Regions from separate parts of the Homo sapiens genome. Here region 2 is linked to region 1. Evidence: chromatin contacts called from ENCODE Hi-C data. All regions are on one chromosome and are shown on one strand. The core of a region is the stretch at or near the end of the contact, and the rest is flanking DNA. Distances in the headings are between cores, read along the strand shown. Region 1 holds the start of TOPBP1 (DNA topoisomerase II binding protein 1). Region 2 holds the start of TMEM108 (transmembrane protein 108).

Region 1 (3,069 bases), core at 60-2,559:
TGGGCTCAACTCTAAATACACCATGGGCAAGTGGGAATTTATAGCCAAGGAACAAAAAGCTTGGGGTCACTGGATAAAAAATTACTAAGAAGGAACTTCAGGAGTAAAGGGGTTTCTTGCTGAAAATAGGTCAAGGTGATCAGACATCACCTTGGATGGTAGAGGATGAGGAACCTGATCAGATATTGAGGGTAGAGGGTTCTAACTGGATTTTCCAAGGAAATGCACAGATAAACCTACGAGAAGGTTGAGGAGTCTGACTAAAGTTTGGCCAAGCAAAGAATCTTTGTCACCTTCCATCGGTGTATTCAAAAACTTAAGACTCAAGCTGCTCATTACTATCTTTAGGCTCTAAAAAGAAAAGAAAAACAAAAACAATCAAGGGACATGGCATTATACTTTTACATTAGTAAATCCAAAGTCATTTTCTCAATCTCAGCAGTGAATAATAAAATGATCCTCATTAGTATAGTGGCTAGATTTTATAAAATAAGAAAAAATTTTTTTAAAAAAGAATAAAATGAAAAGAAGCAACAACGAATCAGTTTTCCGCTGGTTATCACTAAGGTTTGCAGGCCCATCTTATCCCCTCTCCCTTTGCTCTCTGCCATCTGAATCTTAGGTTCAGTCCCAGAATCTCCCCAGTACTGAGGCAGATGCAGAGAAAGAGAACGGCGATGTCCACTGAAGGGGAGGAGGAGGGGAGACCATTGAAGATCTTGACAAAGATCCCTTTGCATTAGCTGTGTAATAAGTCATCCTTTCTTCCCTTGCCATCTTGTGGCTGTGTTAGGCGGTGATTCTATTCCTGCTGTGTTGGAGGGAAACCACCCAGTCCGTAGTCAGAAGACCTGGATGCAGTATTAATTCTACCACCTACTAGCCGTGTGCCCTTGAACCCATCATTTAACTTCCTCCGTTTTTACATCTACAAAATGGAACTACCACTATTTGCCTCACGGAATTGTTTTGGATAATACCTTTTCCCGTGCATGCCTGGTATAAGACAGGTGTAAAATAAATATCTATTGAGGAAATCCTTTCTTTCCCTGGCTTTTTTAACAGTAAAGGAGTATTCCTGGCCTGTGGTCCTACCTCTTGAACCGACGGCGCTGGGCCTACTCGCAGCGGAGACTAGGCCCGCCCAGCAAAGCCCTAAACCCAAAGGGTCCGGCCCAAGCTTTCCCTGAAGCCCCACCGCCCACAGACTGCTCACCTCCACGTTTGACATTTCCGCTCTTCTGCTGCAGCTGCCGATGGCGTCACTTCCACCGGAAAAGGCAAGCGCGGCCGCGCGGTTGGCGCGAAAGTCGGTTCCCGTTCTGGGCAATTTCCGGGTTCTCCAGCGTTTGCTTTGGGGTAGGGGCGGCGCCGAGTCGGGGGAGGGGGCTGTGCGCCGGGCTGGCGCCCGACCCCAGCCACCGCCCTGCGGCCAGCGCGTCCCCCGACTCGCCGCCCGGAGACCCCGAGGCTCCAACGAGGTAAGTGAGGCGCGGAGTGGGGACACAGCTCCTCCCCAGCCCCAACTGGGGTTCGCGATGCCTTCTGTGGCCTTCAGGACCCTCTTTTCCTGTCCTGGTAACTGGCCCTGGAGCCGGCGGGTGGGCCTTTGACGCCGAGAGGACGTGGCTTCCGTGATCCCAGAGCCAGGCCTTTTCCTGGAGATGGGAACCGGAGCATCTAGCCTTATGCAGGGCCAAGACCATGCTAACTGGCTTCCATGTTTATATTTAAAATCTGTTTACTGAGGGATGAACGTACCTCGCAGGCCGTGGGTATCCGCAGGGACAGATACACTCTGTGTATCCTTAAAACAAGTGCAATTGAATGTCCATTGGCCTAAAGGGCTTAGAGCCTTCATAGCAGGGCCTTCCTCAGTGTATTCAATTCGGGTTAATTTTGCTGTCTGATTTGCAAGGATTGGTGTTGTCATCTTTTACCTTGGCTTTGTCCAAGTTCCAGGATTTCTTAGAAATGCCGTTGACGAATTCACGGGCAGAGCCAGAATGTCTGTCTTTAGGCATTCTTGTCTGCACAGAAAAATAGGTAGGTTAAACATGCAACTTTTTATCTAATGTGGTTTTGTTCTTGTTAATGGTTCCTTTATTTTGACAGTTCAGAAATGTCCAGAAATGACAAAGAACCGTTTTTTGTGAAGTTTTTAAAGTCTTCAGACAATTCCAAATGTTTTTTTAAAGCTCTCGAGGTAAGAGTTGAAAACATCTTAATACCGTGAATTCATTTTCTTGTTTTTAAGTGTTTTTGATTTGTTGGGCTTTATGTCTTAGAAGTAGATATTTCACTTTCATAATAATTTTATAGTCTACATTAATACAGATATATCATTATCACATATTTTTGAATTGATCTAAGTACATCATTATGTATTTCGGGGGGCTGGAAGTCTATTATCACATTGCTGTTTAATATGGCTGACCTACAGTTCTTGGAAATTAAGTTGCTTTCATTTGTCTCCTAGCCAGAGTGGTCCTTTGCGTGCTGTAGAAATTTGAGTCAGTTGTGTACTGGTCATACTTGAAAATTTTTTGGTTAATTGTTAAAAATTATGTTTTATTATGTACAGTATAATAATTGGATGATAGTAGGGGTGATGTAGATCCTTGCTTCTCACAGAACCCAGCAGTATCAGCATGGCCTGGAAGTTTCTTCGAAATGCAGAATCTTGGCCTCCAACCCAGACTTAGAATCTGCATTTCTAACAAGATCTTCAGTGTGCATTAAAGTTTGAGAAGCATTTGTAGCAGATTTTTTTAAACTTCATTCATTCAGCAAGTATTTATTGAAGTGTTCATGATTTGATAGGCACTTCTCTAGTACTTGGGATTTATCAGTGATGAGAACAGGCAAAGATTTCTGTTCTTTCAGAGCTTACATTCTAGCAGGAGGACATAGACACTAATCAGACATGATAAATTAGGAAGAGAAAAAAGCAAAACACGTTAAGGGGTTCCAGAGGATGTTTCTTGGGGTGGGAAGAGAAGGGGGTTATAATCTTAAATAGGGTGTGATCAGGGTAGGCTTTATGAAGAAAAAGATATTGAGTAAACG
Region 2 (2,912 bases), core at 1-2,500, 620 kb after region 1:
AAGAAGTTAACCCGTGGAAAATTGAAGGGACTTTTTATGTTTGCCTATGAGCTGTCTGGGGAAATGGAGGAGAGGCAGGGAATACTTTCCATAGCTTGACCTGCTCTTAAGTTCCTGGACATACCTTCCCCTTTTTAAAGTATGATTTAAAGGCAACAATCCATCTCCCCCGGACTCCCATACAAACCTCTTTTGGCAGCCAAATGGTCTTCATCGAGCACACACTTTTCAAAGAATTAAGGACGTGTGAGTAGGTTTAGTTTAGACCCTGCCTTCCCTCTCCCCACAACCCAGTAACATGCTGAAAATAAGTAATAACCTTCCTGGGTACCCCCAGAAAAACCTGTTTGCAGAAACTACAACCTTTCCTCCGAAAAAAACCCCTATCTTCTTAAGGAAGAATCTCAGTGTGGTGGTCTGCAGTTCACTGCAGGCATTTCCCTCCTCACCATTTACCAGTCATCAGTTACGCTGCATCTGAAATTGGTTTTTGTAGACTTTCATTTAGACCGGCTCCACCGGTGCCCAACTGCTTAAAAAAAAAAATAGCCCCTGAACCAATCTCTGGATTCCTCCAGCAGGCTCAAAGCGTTCAATTTCGCTGCAACTCTGGGGTGAAAACCGCCAGGTCCAGCCGGCAGAGCAACCTCCCGGGCAGCACGGAGGCTCCGTCCCCGGCGAGGCCGCCGGCACCTAGGCAGGAGGGCTCTTCGCACAGCTGCGCTAGGAATTCGGCTCCGCTCGCGGCCGCAGGATTAGTTCGAGTCCCTCGGGCTGGCCAAAGTGACACTACATTTCTTCTTCTTCGTTTCCCCATGTGACAGGTCCCCCTGCATTAAAGCCACCTCCTCCTCGGCCCCAGCCCAGGTCCAGCGCTCCTGACGCCCGCGCCCCATCACCCGCACCCTCCACCTGGGGAGGGGGTTCATGCCAGCAACCCTCCAGGCGGGAAACAAAGGCGGAGGCAGGGCTGCCAGGTGGGCAACTCCCCTCGGGCAGACCCGTCACGCAGTGGGGAGGATGGGAAGGTGCCTGAGAGGATAGGAAAAGGGAAACCAAGGCAACCGGGGCTGCATCCTCCCTGAAGCTGGGCTCCCGGGGCAAGCTGACCCCACACCTCCCCGAGCCCCGCCCAGCCCAGCCTAACCCGCTTGCCGGGACCCAGCATGGGAAGGACTGGGGGGACGCCCCGGAGCGCCGCTTACCTCGGGAGAAGCGCTCCGGCTCCCTCCGACGGCTCAGGAGAAAGCCCCACCGCTCGCGCACGCGCTCTCGCGCACTCGCGCCTTCGCCCCTCGGGCCCCCGCGCGCGCCCCTCCGACCAGGCTCTGGCCCGCCCCGGCCTTGTCCGTCAGCGTCCGCGACAGCCAATCCGGTCGCACGGAAGGCTCAGCGCCGGTCACGTGGTGAGACCAGCCAATCACCAAATTGCCCTCGGCAGCGCCCGCTCCGATGTCTCTGGGGGTTCGGTTGCTACCTAGCAGAGCGGGTGCGAGGCGGGCACAAAGGGTCTCTGTTTTCGGGGGCTAAGTGGCACTCAGTTGATCAATTACCAGATCAATTGACTTCTCAAATTCTAATATAAATAAGAATCACTTGACTCTCTTGTTAAAATGCGGATTCTGATCCAGAAGGTCTGGGGTGGAGACCTGAGATCCTGCATTTCTAATAAGCTCCCAGGTGGCGATGACGAAGCTCTTGGTCGGAGGATCACGCTTTGAATTGCACCTGTCCGAAAGTAATGGCTGTAGCCCCAGCTCCACGTAATTTGAAACTTGCACGACCTTTCTTGTCCTTCTTCCACTGATGAGAAGCGTTCCTGTGGCTACATGGGGTGTCCCGGTGATGCTTACAGTTTGGGCACCAGCTGAGGGAAGGTGTGTTTAATCCCCACATTACCCACCCTTGGTCTATGGAGCAGCAATCATGCCAACTTGGTGACTGGAGTGTGGAACCAGAAGTGGAGACGGAATGGCCATGGAAGAGAACACTGTGTCTACGTTAATCCTAAAGGGTTGGGCGTGTGTGTCTGAGTGGCGCGGTGCCAGACACTTGGCCAGAGAAGTGGTATAAGTGGTCCCTGCTTCTCAAAACGTAACAATTTGTTGTAGAACTATACAGGCTAGTTCAGAAAGAAGCATGTGGAGAAAACATCCGGGAAGCTAACAGTCACAGCACAAATTCAGGCATAAGCTAAAGAGGTTGTAAAATAATATGCCTTGAGGGTCTTAAAAACTGTCCAAATATTCTTCTGTCAGTAATTCCAGAGTCTAGAAGTTAGGACTCCCACTGGCCCTGTCATTTCTCAAATTTGACCTAAGGACTCAGTGTTTTCGGACTGGCCAGCTAGAACCTTTGTCGTTCAGCGTAGCCAAGCTCTTATTACCCAGTAGTGTACCGCCGTGGTTCAAGATTCTTAAGTGCTGAATTCTCCAAAACCTTCATCTCTCATCTCTTGAAACCAGGTGGTATAACCCTGCTTCAGCATTTCTCTCTCACTATCAAGGTGATCAAACTGTCGCTTAGAGAAAACTTCACCTTTGTCAGTGTGTCCTGAACTTCTCTGGCTTCTCATCCCCAGAAGTGAAGCCCACCTAGCAATCTCAGACATTGTTCATCACATTGTCCCTATCAGAGATGGCATCGCACAAAATTCAGAGTTTCTGGGAACATGTTAAACCTGTCACAGCAATGGTTCTGGCTACAGCAGGAGTAAAGAAATGTCTAAGCAAGAAAAATGTTTTGAAAGCCTCAAAAAAAGTTTGTTTGCTGTCATTAAACCAGTGGTTCTCAAGCCTAGCTGGATGGTAAGTATTTATGGAAGTAGGTTGTGGGGCCCTGTGCCTGGAGATTCTGATTGGGATGAGAAGTGGGGCTTGGGCAGCTATAGGTTTAAAAAGTTCTACTGGCAA

What was found. Hi-C counts contacts between places; a loop is a spot of excess contacts on that map. Pooled maps may share reads with other maps.
Region 2: a loop to region 1 is called in a map of sigmoid colon, with 4 times the contacts of the local background. The contact joins the promoter of TMEM108 here to the promoter of TOPBP1 in region 1. A Hi-C loop is called at or near these places in 2 of 168 maps with a recorded cell type or tissue (ascending aorta and sigmoid colon) and 7 of 50 pooled maps.

Annotation. Positions count from the first base shown.
Region 1 is chr3:133,660,181-133,663,249 of GRCh38, reverse strand. It overlaps TOPBP1 (DNA topoisomerase II binding protein 1), which reads left to right and starts at 1,309. Exons shown (of 28, transcript NM_007027.4): 1 at 1,309-1,481; 2 at 2,116-2,206. The coding sequence starts at 2,123. It overlaps LOC124909487, which reads right to left and starts at 2,024. Exons shown (of 3, transcript XM_047449438.1): 1 at 1,904-2,024; 2 at 1,217-1,737; 3 at 1-351. The coding sequence starts at 2,024. The coding sequence ends at 202. It also overlaps a transcript of TF not described here. RefSeq lists an enhancer at 883-952 and a silencer at 1,353-1,522.
Region 2 is chr3:133,036,729-133,039,640 of GRCh38, reverse strand. It overlaps TMEM108 (transmembrane protein 108), which reads right to left and starts at 1,250. Exons shown (of 6, transcript NM_023943.4): 1 at 1,206-1,250. RefSeq lists an enhancer at 1,262-1,556.